2 separate regions of the Homo sapiens genome follow, and region 2 is linked to region 1. A link is an interaction called in ENCODE POLR2A ChIA-PET data of the cell type or tissue named here. Cell type or tissue: A673. All regions are shown on one strand.

Evidence for each region. ChIA-PET counts read pairs that join two places held together with the same protein. Peaks named below come from ENCODE experiments on the same cell type or tissue, not always from the same donor. Only the 100,000 strongest peaks of a DNase experiment are listed, where the experiment ranks them.
Region 2: POLR2A ChIA-PET joins it to region 1 with 33 read pairs; 2 of 35 experiments call an interaction of 5 or more read pairs at or near these places.

What each region holds. Positions count from the first base shown.
Region 1 is chr18:42,272,517-42,280,516 of GRCh38, reverse strand. The region is part of intron 3 of LINC00907 (long intergenic non-protein coding RNA 907); the gene reads right to left. Among named protein-coding and RNA genes, the nearest start is that of LINC00907, 90 kb to the right of the region's middle. In A673, a CTCF peak has its summit at 5,873 (motif pointing right); DNase peaks (open chromatin) are centred at 4,236, 4,376, 5,186, 5,856 and 1 weaker place; H3K27ac peaks cover 6,253 bases.
Region 2 is chr18:42,592,696-42,600,695 of GRCh38, reverse strand. All of the region lies in intron 7 of LINC00907 (long intergenic non-protein coding RNA 907), which reads right to left. Among named protein-coding and RNA genes, the nearest start is that of LINC00907, 410 kb to the right of the region's middle. In A673, a CTCF peak has its summit at 4,317 (motif pointing left); a DNase peak (open chromatin) is centred at 4,255.

The DNA of each region.
Region 1 (8,000 bases):
GAGAAAATTGTATGGAACAGTAATACAATCTAAAAGACTTTATATTACTCTAATGGGCCTCTCTCTTTTCTTTACTGGCATTATCTTCCTTCTTTCTGGCAAGTTCTAACCCAGTGATCTCTCAACTCCCAGCCACACTCCCTAACTTGCCTCACCCTGTTTTGTTTTTATTACCCCATGTCCTCAGCCTCAAGCATCCCTTCTTAAACACCTTGCATTTATATAATAAAATAATTTATCAGTATAATGGCTAGTAATGGCTCAGAATAAAATCCCTCTTAGATAAAATTTGTTTTATAACTAGGTCTTTCAAAGTATCTCCACAAATATTTCTAAACACTTGTTATGTATAAAATATCATGCTAGGTATTATACATAAATTTTCTTAAAAATCTATTAATTGGGCAGAAAAGACATAATGGACAAATGTTAAGTAAAATAAAAAATCTAAGTAACATGTAAAGACAAAAATAGATCTGTCAAAAAGCAGTGAATGATTAATTTTCAAGGACTTTTCACATATGTCAATTGCTTCTGGGTATAAGAAAAGAGTTAAGTGTTTTTTTCAATTAAAAATTAATTTTTAATTAAAAAACTGTTCAGTTAACAAAATCAACAACAATACATTGTCATATAAATGTCTCCAGCTTTCCCTCACTGTCAACTAAAGGAAGATTAAGGAAGATTTGGCTTTGCACTGAGATTTTTCTTTTTCTTTCTTTTTTTTTTTTTTAACCTCTCATGACCTATAATGAGGGTTCTGTCTTACCAGGCAAGCTCTTCCAGGGTTTATGGTACAGAATGGGAAAGAAAGAGACATAGATAAAGATACATTGGATTAGGAATGAAGAAAGCCTGATTTGAAAAATCCGCAAAAGATATAAGAGTTGCTGTCTTTTGTGAGAGAAGCTAATTGAGGAAAAAAAAAAAAAAAAGTAACGTTTTAAGAAGTATTTTGTAAACTTTGTATCCATCTTAACCAGTTCAGGTTACTACTATAGAATACCGTAGACTGAGTAGCTTACAAAACAAACGTTAATTTCTCAGACTTCTGGAGGCTGGAAATTCCAAAATCAATGTGCTGGCAGATGCAATGTCTGGTGAAGGCCTGCTGCAAACAGATGACCATCTTTTTGTTTCTCAAATGGCAGAGAGCAGGGAGAGGGGGTTTGCTCTCTTCCTTTTCTTATAGGGACACTAATCCCTTCAGGAGGGTTCACCCTCGTGACCTAATTACCTCCCACAGGACCCATCTCCCCAAACCATCACTTAGGGCTTTAACATATACATTTTGGGGGGACATAAACATTCAGTCCATAGCAGTATCCTTTTCCATTTGTTGAAGAAATGCAAATAAATATATTATTATTTTGCCATTATTTTGGAATTAGACCCTTCTTTAACTCTGGCATCACTCAGAGATTGGAACACATGGATTACAGCTTCCATGAAGTTACTAACATACATCTACTCAGCAGGAATATTTGTCAAGTGCACCTTGAAGGGCTTGGGTGCACAGTGGTAAGCAAAAGAAGCACAGTACCTGACCTTAGGAAGTTAAATCATAGCTAGTTCTCATGGAATGAGAAGATTTCGAATATGAAAAGAGTAGGGGAAAGCACTGAGAAATATTGAAAAGGGAAATACTTGGATCAACAGGTTTTTCAATGCTCCTCAAATTATACTATGAAGTCAGAAATGTACTCTCTGTAAAATTAATAGAGCCATCCCTATAAACCATTTATTAAGTATATTTTATGTGCCTGGCAATTTCCTATGTACTTTACTTGGACGATCTCATTTTATTCATAGGATATTAGGTAGATATTTTAATATTATCCCCAGGTAATGAGTAAGCCGTGGATTGACTGACCCCTCCAGGCACCTGCTTAATAACTACAATATACTACCTTATGCTCTAATGAAGGCCTTGGCAGTTTACTCCATTTTTTACCCAAATGTGATGTAGCTCCTTTCAGTCCCCACCCTTGAGAAAGAGCTGACAGCACTGTATGTGCCATGAAAACTTCAAGAATCCTTTTTAATTTTAGATGACTCCTTATCTATGTATCCCCACAAATGTCACTTCCAAATTTCTTCAGGAAGGAATTCCAGGGCTGGTTTGCTTTGCTTCCAACTTAAGGAAACTGGAAAATGCGAAAATACTTAGGGCCAGCATTCTCTTTGTAAAATGCTTTTTTTTTTTTTTGAGATGGAGTCTCACTCTGTCCCCCAGGCTGGAGTGCAGTGGCGCTACTATCTCAGCTCACCACAAGCTCCGCCTCCCGAGTTCACGCCATTCTCCTGCCTCAGCCTCCGGAGTAGCCGGGACTACAAGCGCCCGCCACTACGCCCGGCTAATTTTTTGTATTTTTATTAGAGACAGGGTTTCACCATGTTAGCCAGGTTGATCTCCATCTCCTGACCTTGTGATCCGCCCGCCTCAGCCTCCCAAAGTGCTGGGATTACAGGCATGAGCCACGGCGCCTGGCCTGTAGAATGCTTTTAATCTCAAAGTTCCATGACCACCCTAATTTGTATACTTTACAGTAATTTTTATGTATATATATATATAGTCATTTAAGATAAACAGAGTGAGGTAGATAAATTAAGAATTATAACCATTTGTTAAAAGAGTAACAATCCTCCAAGAAATTAAATGACTTGCCACCAAATCTATGCACAGGTAAGAAGTGGCAAAACCCAGGTTTTCATACCCTGGTCAAGTCCTCTTGCCTCCTACTATTCACCAAGTTAAAGGTCAGCTCATACTAATTGGTGCCTTGGAGTTGCTGCCTAGGGAGTAGATTTTCTCAACTGCTCATTCTATCCCTATCCTCTCCACAAGTTACACCAGGGCCACAAAAGCAATTACTGCTTGAGTAGACTGGAAAACAGCAATTTTAAATGATTAAAAAAGGGAAACATTTTTAAAAATAATTACTATCATTATTTTTTATTTGGGAGGAAGAGAGAGATAAATATATTGTGAATCAACAGAAGCCTTGGCCCATGTTCTCTAAGCCTTATTTATCTGGGAGTTGTTTATCTCCCAGAGTTCTCCCTCAGAGGAAAGAATAATAATTATTGTTTAATTATAGCAGAAGTAAATTTTCTCTTCCAGTTCTAAAGCAGGATGACTCATAGCTCTTCATTTATTAAAAAATAAAATGTCTTTCAGAGAAAAATATTTTTCAAAAGCCAGAGTGTGAAAGGGGCTCAAGACTTCCATCTGGGACGCTCAGTGACAACAGAGCCATTTTCACCTGACATTACTCACCAGTGGGTAATGTTCACACCTGTGCAAAGTGTAGTCAAGAGATGCATTTTCCTACTGGGACCATCCTTCTGCTACTCAGAACTGCATGAGACAAGGAGCACTTTTCTCTTAAGATGTTTCCAGCTGAGCTATCCAATTACTGGGGTGTATCTATCTTCTGAGCAATAGAGGGCCCATCAGAACGTACCTGATTCCACAGTAAATCTCTTGTGTTGTTACTGCTGATGATTTAATTTTTGCTTACTCATCTAGGAACCTGGAACCTGGTCCCACAAACAACATATTCTCAATTTCTAAGCCTAACAGGGTTCCTCAGCCCCAGTTGATCTTCCAGTCCTGCTATCCCTCCCCAAGCTTCATCAGGAAGATTTAAAGTTCAGTCAGACCCACTCGAGATTTCAGTCTCCAGATTCAGTATGAAAAAATCATGGTGATATCACCTGTATTCATTTATAAGGAAATGAGACAAAGACTAAACATAAAAACAGATTAGACAGAGAACCTGATGGTGGATATACTGCTCCCTGACCATCTCATTTGCAGGAATTATTGTTGTTGGTGTATTGTATACTGAACTTTACTATATCCTCTCCTCATTGAAATGCAAACTCTGAGTCTAATGAGACATGTCCCACCTGTCCGGCTGTCAGGCTTCCTGAAAGGCGTGGGAGGAACCCACAGGACAATAAGAGGAAAGCAAATGGGCAGAGTCAGACCTGATATAATAAAACTGCCTTTTAAAATATGGATTCCAGAGCTGGGTGTGGTGGCTGATGCTTATAATCCTAGCACGTTGGGAGGCTGAGGTGGGAAGATCATATGAGGCCAGAAGTTGGAGGCTGCAGTAAGCTATGATCACGATGCCACTGCACTTCATTCTGGATGACAGAGCAAGATGCTGTCAGAGAAAGAAAAGGAGAGAGAGAGAGAGAAAGAGAGAGAGAGGAAGGAAGGAAAAGAGAGAAAGAGAGAGAGGAAGGAAGGACGGAAGGAAGGAAGGAAGGAAGGAAGGAAGGAAGGAAGGAAGGGCCAGCCCAGAATTTTATAGAATCTTTTTTTATGATCCATTAAGAAACAAGGTGGGGCTTTGTGTGTGTGTGTGTGTGCGCGCACGTGTGTGTGTGTGTGTGTAGGCAAGAAAGCCCTTCATGTGGAAGGGCACAAGTAATGATTTTATAGTGCTAGGAAGAAAGGATTTTCAGACCAGCAGAATCAACATGCCATAAAATCTAATCTAATCTAGTACTTTGGAATAAGTATTACCTCAGAATACTAACAATACCACAGCAAACGTAAATTGCTTTCTAATTTTAGAAAGTAAGATAAATATAAACACTCTTATGAAAGGTAATATGTAATGTCATTAACATCTTAGTGTGAATTAATTTAAACAAAGAGAAACAGACATGTGTGAAAGAGTGTGAAGAAAGAGAGGAGTTAGAGAAAGTGCAGCTGCTGGACACAGTTTGACTACATGTACATTTTACCAAGGACATGGCCTGGCCAAAGACATAGGCACCCTCTGCTCCCAAACCAACACCACACACATCTTGCACAGTACATGACACACATCTTTGTTCAAATCCTTACCTAATAATCGAAGTTTTGGTAGCTGAGAGTTTTTTTGCCTGGAAAAAAAATGTTTACAACACTGATCTTGTGATCTGTGGCAGTTCTAATTTTAACAGCATTTTCTGAGAATAGAAAAAATACTCTATTTCATTTTCTCCCTTGACCTACTTTAGCATATTCTGCCCCACTTAATATTTTCTATCCTTCACATTCTCCCTCCTGCATGTTACACAAAGAGATACTGAGCTGGAGAAAATAAGCTGCATTTGTCTTTCTGCCTCTTCCCTAAAGAGGGGTGTAGAAACCTGAATGCATTCATTGATCATGCCTCCTGCTGTGCCCAGCCTGGCCTGCACAGGGTGCCCATCTTACAGAAAATCTCCTGTGAATCAGGAAGACACAGAAAGGAATTTCAAATTACCCACTCTCCACCATTGTCCTTACATTACACATTTTCCTGAGATTACACGTTACATACTTAGATTATAATTACATATCGCCCTTAGATTACAGCTGAGTAATCTAATAAACCAATCTACTGAAATGTGATAAAGTGAGCCAATTATTTCTAAGATGTCTGTCACAGAACAAGCAGCCCTTTATTGCTTACTCACTTATTTTGCTTGTGGCCTAGCAAAGTATCTCTTGTGGACCAGTAGCATTGGTATTACCCGGGAACTTGTTAGAACTACAGACTCTCAGGCTTAGGCTGACCTCATCAGAGCCTACATTTTAACAAGCCCCTCAGGTGATTCATATGTACATTACAGTTTGAGAAGCCTTGGCCAAGTTGCTCATTAAAATCTTGCTGTTCCTGACTGCCTCAGTGAAAAAGTTACTTACCAGAGTATTCCAGGGAGCCACTTAGTGACAAAAGCAAGTTCATCCTACTGTGGGCCCCCATCAGACACATCAGAAGGAGAGAAGTCTGGGTCTTATTATTCTAACTTATGGAGGTTGCTTGATTTCTGACTTGGCAGACAAGCAACCTCTTCAGAGGTCTTCAACTTACCCACCAGGGGTCACCCTAGTTGGTTCATCTGTGAGACCTAGCCTGGATAAACATATGTACTCCCTATCCCTTTACAAATGAAAGTCCAACACTTTGTTATAAAGAAAATTACTTTCCAACTATTAAATAAATGATAGCCACTATTTTTGTTGGCTACTTGTTTTGGGAGAAGGCATTTCAATAGATTGTTGTTCTATACTCCTGAGATTTTTCCTGCTGCTGAGTTTTTTGTTGACATCTTGTAATTATGATCTTTTTAATATTACAGGGAGAAAGAGAAATGAAAATAAAATAGCTACATTATGCTGAGCTCAGGCAGATAGAAGAAATAAAATCAAGACCTATCATATTTAGAGGGAAAAAGTAACAAATGTGGAATTTCCAGGAATTCCTTGGGGAGAAGGGTCCTAATACAAATTGCCACTTCTTTAATGTATACAAAAGACATGAAAAATGTCCCTTTGGTCTTAAAGAAGGCTGGCTCCTGGTTCATGAGAGCTGCCATTGCCTGCACTAGCTGGTGATCACTGCCAGAATACATACAAAAATGCATGCAGTCAACCTGTTAGTTTTATTGCTGGTGTATTAGTCAGGGTCCTCTAGAGGGACAGAACTAACGGAATATATATATATATATATGTATACAAGGGGGAGTTTATTAAGTACTAATTCACATAATCATAAGGTTCCACAATAGGCCATCTGCAAGCTTAGGAGCAAGGACAGCCAGTCCGAGCTCCAAAACTGAAGAACTTGGAGTCCAATGTTCGGGGGCAGGAAGCATCCAGCATGGCAGAAAGATCTAGACTGGGAGGCTAGACCAGTTTCTCCTTTCACATTTTTCTGTCTGCTTATATTCTTGCTGTGCTGGCAGCTGATTCGATGGTGTCCACCCAGGTTAAGTGTGGGTCTGCCTTTCCCATCCCACTGACTTAAATGTTAATCCCCATGAGCAACACCCTCACAGACACACCCAGGATCAATACTTTGTATCCTTCATTCCAATCAAGTGGACACTCAGTATTAACCATCAGAGCTGGTTCTGGTGACTTCGGAGCATGTCATATCTTTTCTTGTCATGTATATGTCCTGGTAGATGCTGTATATATTTTTAAGTGATCCCACCCTAATCATACATTCTATCTTTCCAAATTTCTCCACTGTTCAGAAATATTATCAAAAGATTTGATATATAAGATTCGTTATGTGTATTCTGCTTCTTCCCTTATTATCAACCGTGACCTCATTCTCTTCCCTATTTTATATTATAGGCACAGTCTACCTCTTAAATGTCAGGTGTTCCCTGATATTTCTCCCCTGGGAAAGGTGATATGGGGCTGTTTTTTCCCTGCAACCTGCTTGAGCTATAAGCCTCAAAAGGCAAACAAAAGTAGGGTTCCTCTCATCCCCCAAGGTCTCCAGCTTTGGAAGCTCTGCTACATCCTCAATATTCTCCTTTCTCATCCCTGAAATCCTATTTGTGGTCAACCCCTGCTCACTTTTCTTCAATCATGGCCACCTCTCTCAACCTTACCTCCTGGTTGCAGGCTGGGTTCCTGGGAAACAGATTCTACTTTGAGATTTGCATTATGGAAGTTGATTGACAAGTGCTCTTAAAAACAACATCCATGAAGGAGTGAGAGAAAAAAAAGCTGGGGAGAGAAAGCAGTTGCACCATGATACACTTGCAACAGAGGCTCCAGCTCACCCTATAGGGAGCTTGGTGTTGGAATGACCCAACAGAAAAATCCTGAAGTGAGAAAAGGAGCCTTTCAACCTAGTCTCGACCCGTCATTGAATGCAAACTGACGTAGAGGGGGATGTAATATTTGGCAAGTCAGTTCCCTTCAGCAGAGGGCAATTTCGAGAAAGAGACCTATCTGTGAGCTAGCAAGAGTTATCATTCCCACTAGCTCTTTATAGAAATGAGTGTCTTGGTCCTGAAGGGAACTCTGGGAGGTCCACCACAATATCCATCACACTTGCAAAGTTTCAAATTATTCCTGATAGAAAAATATTCTACAATGAGCTACAGAAGGCTTACAAAAAACAAACAAACAAAAGACCCCAGTTTAAATCTTTGAATTACATTGTTTCTCCACCACCACTTTGTGGAACTAAAATTCCTGTTGCATT
Region 2 (8,000 bases), 320 kb before region 1:
TACTACTAAAAGGGGAAAGAGGGAGGGGGCAAGGGTTGAAAAACTATTGGTTACTATGCACACTACCAGGGTGATGGGATTATTCACATACCAAACCTCAGCAACACACAATTTACTCATGTAAAGAAACTGCACCTGTACTCCCTGAACCAAAAATAAAACTCAGAAAAATTAGAAATAAAAATAAATGTCCATTATCTAGCATATATATATATATATATATATATATATATATACACATACATTTTTTTCTCCCCAAGTGGAAGCATACTTGAGACTATTATTATCCAGAATAAATATGTGAGTCACACATGTAATTTTAAATTGTCTAGAAGCCACAGAAAAGATTAAAAAGGAACAAGTTAAATCAATTTTAATAATGTACTTTGATAATTTAACTCAGTTATTATATTCACACTACCTGCAAAGTGGTATAGTGTTTTCTGAAAGGGAGTTCCAGATAGCTGTAAATGCATATGGCAAACTCTAGGGAAACCACTAACAAAAGTGAGGGGAAAAAAGTATACCTGATATGCTAAAAAAGGAGAGAAAATAGAATCATATAAAATGCTCAATTAAAACCACACACATAAGGCAGAAAAAGAGCAGAAGACAAAAACAGGAACAAAGAACAAAGACAACAAAGATAAAATATATGAAATATTTATATAACTAATCACTTTGAACATTAATGGTCTGAATACATCAATTAAAACTCAGAAATTATCAGCATGAACTAAAAAATAAAGACTCAACTATATATTGTCTAGAAGAAACACACATTAAATATAAAGACACATGTAGATTAAATGTAAATGAATGGAGAAAGACATCCTACGTCAACAGTAATCAAAACAATGTGGGAGCAGCTATATTAATTTCACACAGAGCAGACTGCAAAAAAGAGAAGTTATCAGAAATAAAGAATGGTATTACATAATAAGAAAGGAATCAATTCTCCAAGAAAACATAACAATCTTTAACATGTATATACTTAATAAGTGGGTGTCAAAATATGTGAAGCAAAAACTGATGGAACTGAAAGAAGAAATAGAATGAATCTACTATTATAGTTGGAGACATCAACATCCTTCTATTAGAAATGAACACAAGCATCAGGCAGAAAATCTGTAGAGACACAGTTGAATTTAACAACACCATCAATCAACTGGGATAAAATTGAGATCTGTATACTATTTCATATAATGACAGCTGAATTCAAATTCTTCTCAAGTTCACATGGAACACTGACAAAGATAGACCACATTCTGGGTCATAAAGCACACCTTAATAAACTTAAAAGAACATCGTGGCTACTAGCAGACCACTATGGAATTAAACTAGAAATTAAAAACAGAAAAATAACTGGAAAATTCCCCAAATTCATGGAAATTAAGCAACATATGTGTAAATAACACTTGGGTCAAAGAACTCTCAAGAGAACTTTAAAAATATTTTTGAACTAAGTAAAAAGGAAAACATAGCTTATCAAGATTTCTGGAATGCAGCAAAACCAATGCTCAGAAGTAAATTTGAAAGAAATAGCTATTCCTTAAAAGGAACAGAATTGAATATACATATTAGAAAAGAAGAAAGAGCTAAGATTAATAATCTACAGTCTCATTTTAGAAAATAAGAGAAAAAAGCAAATTAAATAAAGAGTAAGCAGAAAAAAAATAAAAATTAGAGCAGAAATCAGCGAAATTGAAAACAGGAAATCAACAGAGAAAAGCGATGAAATAAAAAGCTGGTTTTTTAAAATGATAGACAAAATTAATAAGCATCTAATTGGGCTAATTAAGAAAAAAAAAGGGAGAGGGCACAAATTGTTAATAGCAGAAATAAAAGAGTGAAATCACTACAGAACCCATGCACATTAAAAGGATAATCAAGGGTCTTAGTTCATTCAGATTGCGGTAACAAAATACCGTAAACTGGGTGGCTTATAAACAATAGAAATTTATTTCTCAAAGTTTTGGAGGCTGGGAAGTACAAGATGGAGGCATCAGGAGATTTGATGTCTAGTAAGGGTGGCCCAACTTCCTGATATACTGGAATGGGTGAATGAGCTCCCTTAGATCTTTTTTTATGATAGCAATAATCCCATTAATGGGAGTTCTCTCATCATAACCTAATCACTTCACAAAGCCTTCACCTCCTAATACCACTGCCTAGCACATTTTGATCTTAACATATGAATTTGGAGGAGACACAAATATTCAGACCGTAGTATTGAGAAACACTGTGAGCAAATCTATGTTCACAAATTTAAAAATCTAGATGAAATGGATCAATTCCTTAAAAGTCACAATCTGCTAAAACTTACACAGGAGTCAAAAACTATCTGAATATGTCTATATCTACTAAAGAAAACACGAGGCCCAGATGGGTTCCCTTGTAAATTCTACCAAACACTTAAGGAAGAAATTATACTAATTCTCTGCCATCTCTTTCAGAAGATAGAAGGAGACAAAATACTTTTTTAACTCATTCCATGAGGCCAGTATCACCCAAATATCAAAACCAGACAAAGACATTACAATAACAGAGAACTATAGACCAGCATCTCTAATAAACAATAGATACAGAAAATGCTCAACAAAATATTAGCAAATAAAATTCAACAATGTATAGAATGAAACCAAAACAAGTGGCATTTATCCCAGATAAATCCATCACAACAGGCTAAATAAAAAAAATTCATAATAATGCTAATAGATAAAGAAAAGCAATTAGGTTTTTCTTTTTCTTTTTCTTTTTTTTCCAAATTGGCAGATTAGAGACTTTTAGCATGCCTCAGCCATTTGGAAATAACAAGTGGCTATACTCTGTGAGCTTTACTTCAAGAAGGAAAATGGGAATGTACTGCAATCAAGAAGGACACCTCATGATCCCAGGGAGGAGAATGCTGGCAAACAGCCCCTGTGATGCCGTCTTGCTGATAAAACAGTGAAGCTCCTGTACGTGAGAGAAGCAGAGAGCCTCCCTCTGTGATTCGCCTTTCCACTGGGAACCTGAGCAACCCAGGCCAAGGGAGAGAACTTTGTTTCTCCCAAGCTCTGGAACTAACTTGAGGAGAGGCTTAGAAATGCTCTGATGGAAAGACACTGGAAAAGCTGCTGACATTTTTGCAGACCCAGTACCAAAAGCAGGACATCATTTTTAATCTGGGCATATACAAAGTCAGCCATCCTTTGGCAACCTTTCAGCAGGGCCATTCAGGCATTTTAGTATCATGCAAAAGATTGGAACACCTGCTCTGGAGCGAAGATAAGGGCCTCCACAGCCAGAACTGTGGAAAGCACTTCAACAGTAGTTGCTGTAATTGCGCGCTACCCAGGAGGAGATCTGCTGCAGCTACAGTTTCTCTTGGACAGTGAGACTTGCAACCAGGGCCACCTTGGCAACCTATAATCCATCTGAGTGTGCCATTGCTGTTTGCCCCAGCCTGCTCCCCTGAGGTTGTAGTGCAGCAGGACCCTCTCTGCTCCACCTCCGGGTGGAAGTGCAGGTGTTTAGAGCACCTGCTTGCCTGGACCAACAGCCTGAGCTGCCCCACCCTTCATGGACGTAGATCACAGTGCAGTGGGGGCCTCTCTTCTGCATGCGCAGGCAGATCTCCAGGCATCTGGAGCACCTTCTCACCTGGATTAGGAGTTTAGGCCATCTCCCATCCCTGTGCAGAAAACTTGTGGTTGAGAGGGTTTCCTGGCTCCACACCTAGGCACACTCAGGGTGCTTGGTGCCTACCCACTGGATTTTCTCTTGGCGCTGGTGCTTTTTCCTGCCATTGGTGGACCTGTAGGCAGAACTGCCAGGTCTGGCTCCATCCATCTTGGTCTCCATCTCCTCCCGGGGCTGAGCAGGGAGCTCAAATCACCGTGCACTCTAAGATCAGCTCATTGGCCGGGCGCGATGGCTCACGCCTGTAATCCCAGCACTTTGGGAGGCCGAGGCGGGCAGATCACGAGGTCAGGAGTTTGAGACCAGCCTGCCCAATATGGTGAAACCCCGTCTCTACTGAAAATACAAAAATTAGCTAGGCGTGGTGGCGCATGCCTCTAATCCCAGCTACTCGGGAGGCTGAGGCAGGAGAATCGCTTGAACCAGGGAGGCGGAGGTTGCAGGGAGCCGAGAGATGGTGCTGCTGCACTCCAGCTTGCGCGACAGAGCGAGACTCCGGGGGGGCAGGGGGGACACACAGCTCATTGCCTCAGGCAACAAAGAGCTTCTCCCAATAAACATGGATCAAATATGTACCCAGCCACTTTGGCGCAGCCAGCCGGCTCTTACCCATAAGTGCCATCTACTGGCTTGTAGGTTGAACTGCATAACCCTATATAAAACCTGCCAAAAGAAATGCATGGGTTTATGGAAGCTAACCCAAAAGATCCTACCCAGTATGCTCTACAATTACACCCCCTAAAAAGGGGGGCAAAGGGAAAAGAAAATAATGGGAAAGAAAGAAAAAAATTCTACCTGGAGAAAAATGATTACAAAAATTAAAAGTGCAAGTGTATCCAGATGACAAAGATTCGGCACGAGAATTCCGGCACCATGAAAAATATGAATGAGATACCATCACCAAAGGATTGCACTAGCTCTCCAGCAACAGTTCCTAACCAAAATGGAAACTCAGGAATGACAGATAAAGAATTCAAAGCACGGATTTCAAGGAAGCTCAACAAGCTCAAAAACAAGGTTGAAAATCAACACAAGGAAAATGCTAAAGCAACGCAGAAAATGCAGGAAGAGATAAAATCTTATAAAGAAATCAATCAGAGCTTCCAGAGTTGAAAAACTCACTTAAGGAATTTCAAAATACAATTGAAATACTTTGTTTATAAGTCAAGAAATATGGGATTATGTAAAGTAACCAAACCTATCAATTATTGGCATTCCTGAGAAAGAGGGAGAAAAAGTAAACAACCTGGAAAACATATTTGAGAGAATAATTCAAGAAAATTTCCCTGAACATGCTAGAGAGGTGGACGTATAGATACAAGAAATTCAGAGAACACCTGTGAGATACTACTCAAAACAAAGAGAACCAAGGCATATTGTCACCAGACTCTTCAAGGTCAACACTAAAGAGAAAATCTTAAAGGCAGCTAGAGAAAAAGGTCAGATCATGTACAAAGCCTCATTAGGTTGACAGTGGACTTCACAGCAGAAATCTTAATAGCCAGGAGAAATTGAGGGATTATTTTCAACATTCTTAAAGAAAAGGAATTCTAATCAATAATTTCATATCCTGCCAAACTAAGCTTCATAAGTGAATGAGAAATAAAATATTTTCCAGACAATCAAGCACTAAGGGAAAATTCATTACCACTAGACTAGCATTAAAGAGATCCTTAAGAGAGTTTTAAATATATAAACTAAAGAACAATACCTGTTACCACAAAAGCACACTTAAGTGCATGGCCCAAAGACCCTATAAGGGAACCATATAACAGAAACTACAAAGCAACCAGCCAACAACTTCACAATTGAATCAAAGCCTCATATATCAACTTTGAATGTAAATAGTCTAAGTGCCCCCCTTAAAAGGTACAGAGTGGCAAGTTGAATGAAAAAAACAAGACCCATCTGTCTATAGTCTTCAAGAGACCCATCTCACACATGACACCTATAGGTTCAAGATAAAGGGATGGAGAAGGATTTACAACATAAACAGAAAACAAAACAAACAAACAAAAAAAGAAGGCATCACTATTTTTATTTCAGATTAAATAGACTTTAAACCAACAACAGTAAAAAGAGACAAAGAAGGGCATTACATGCTGATAAAGGAATCAATTCAACAGTAAGACTTAAATACCATAAAGATATATGCACCCAAAATAAGAGTACCCAGATTCACAAAACTGGACCTTCCAGAGTTATGAAAATACTTAGCCACACAATAATAGTGGAGGGCTTCATTCCACTGTCAGCATTAGACAGATCATCACGGCAGAAAACTAATAAAAATATTTTAAACTTAAATTTGACACTTGACCAATAGGACTTAATGGACATCTACAGAATTCTCCATCCATCAACCACAGAATATACATTTTTCTCATCTGCACACAGAACATACTCCAAGATTGACCACATGCTTGGTCATAGGGCAAGCCTCAATAAATTCCAAAATATCAGAACCATAGCAATCACACTTTCAGACCACAGTGGAATAAAAACAGAAATAAATACCAAGAAGATCCCTCAAAACCACACAATTACATGGAAATTAAATGACTTGCTCCTGAAGGACTTTTAGGTAAACAGTGAAATTAAGGCAAAAGGAAAAAAAAACTGAAATGAATGAAGACAGAGACAGAACATACCAAAATCTCTGGGATGCAGCAAAAGCAGTGTTAAGAGGAAGGCTCATAGCATTCAACACCTACCACAAAAGTTAGAAAGATCTCTAATTAATGATCTAACATCACACCTAGAGAAACTAGAAAAACAAGAACAAACTAAGCCCAAAGCTAGCAGAAGAAAATAAATAAAATTAGAGCATAAATAGGCAAGATTGAGACCCAATATTCCATACAAAAAAATCAACAGCCTAAATGTTGGTTTTTTGAAAAAATGAACAAGATTAACTGACCACTAATTAGATTCACAAAGAACAAAAGGGAAGATACATATAAGTGGAATAAAAAATGACACAGGTGGCATTATAGCTGATCCCAGAGAAATATAAAATACCCTGAGAGAAAATTATAAACAGCTCTGTGCACACAAACTAGAAAATCTAGAGGAAATGAATAAATTCCTGGAAGCAAATAATCTTCCACTTTTGAATCAGAAAGAAATTGAAATCCCAAAGAGGCCAATATAGAGTTCTAAATTTGAATCAATAATAAAAAGTCTACCCATCAAAAAAGAAAGAAAGAAAGAAATGCCCTAGGCCAGATAGATTCACAGCCAAATTCTACCAAACATACAAGAAGAGCTGTTACCAATCCTACTGAAACTATTCCAAAAAATCAAGGAGGAGGGACTCCTTGCTAATTCATTATATAAACCAAAATCCACTCTGATACCAAAATGTGGCAAAGACACAACAGAAAAAAGAAAACTCTAGGCCAATATCCCTGATGTACATAGACCCAAAAATCCTCAGTAAAATACTAGAAAATTGAAATCAATAGCACATCAAAGAGTTAAGTCACCACCATCAAGGATGCTTCATTCATGGGATGCAAAGCTGGTTCATCAAACACAAATCAATAAATGTGATTCAGCCCATAAACAGAATTTAAAACAAAACAATATCATCATCTCAATAGATGTGAAAAAAGCTTTTGGTAAAATCCAACAACTGTTCATGATTAAAACACACACACACACAAACACACACACACAAACTCAAGAAAGTAGGCATTGAAGGAACATACCTCAAAACAACAAAAGCCATCTATGACAAACCCATAGCCAACATAATACTGAATGGGCAAAAACTAGAAGCGTTTCTCTTAAGACCTGGAAAAAGACACCACTCCTATTCAACACAGTACTGAAAGTGCTAGCCAGAGGAATCAGGCAAAAGAAAGAACAGTTATCCAAATAGGAAAAGAAGTCAAACTAGCTCTCTGGGGATGATGGGATTCTATACTTAGAAAACCCTAACAACTCCACAAAAAGCTCCTGGAACTGATAAATGACCAGTAAAGTTTCAGGACACAAAATCAATGTACAAAAGTCAGTAGCATATCTATACACCAAGAACATTCAAGCTGAGAGCCAAATTGTATTACTTTGTACCAATGCACATAGATATCATTACTGTAATATACAATAATTCGTGTCTCCTTATAGGACATACTTCCTCTCCTTTCTCAGTTTTTAAAGGTTGTCTTAGTTGCTCTTGATTTTCTTTTTACCCTAATATGTGGATTCTGTGTCTTGCGCTACAAAAAAAAATGTTGCTTGAATATTTATTAAATTTTTAATTAAATTAAAAGATTAATTTGAGGAAAAAAAACTAAAGCAACCCCATT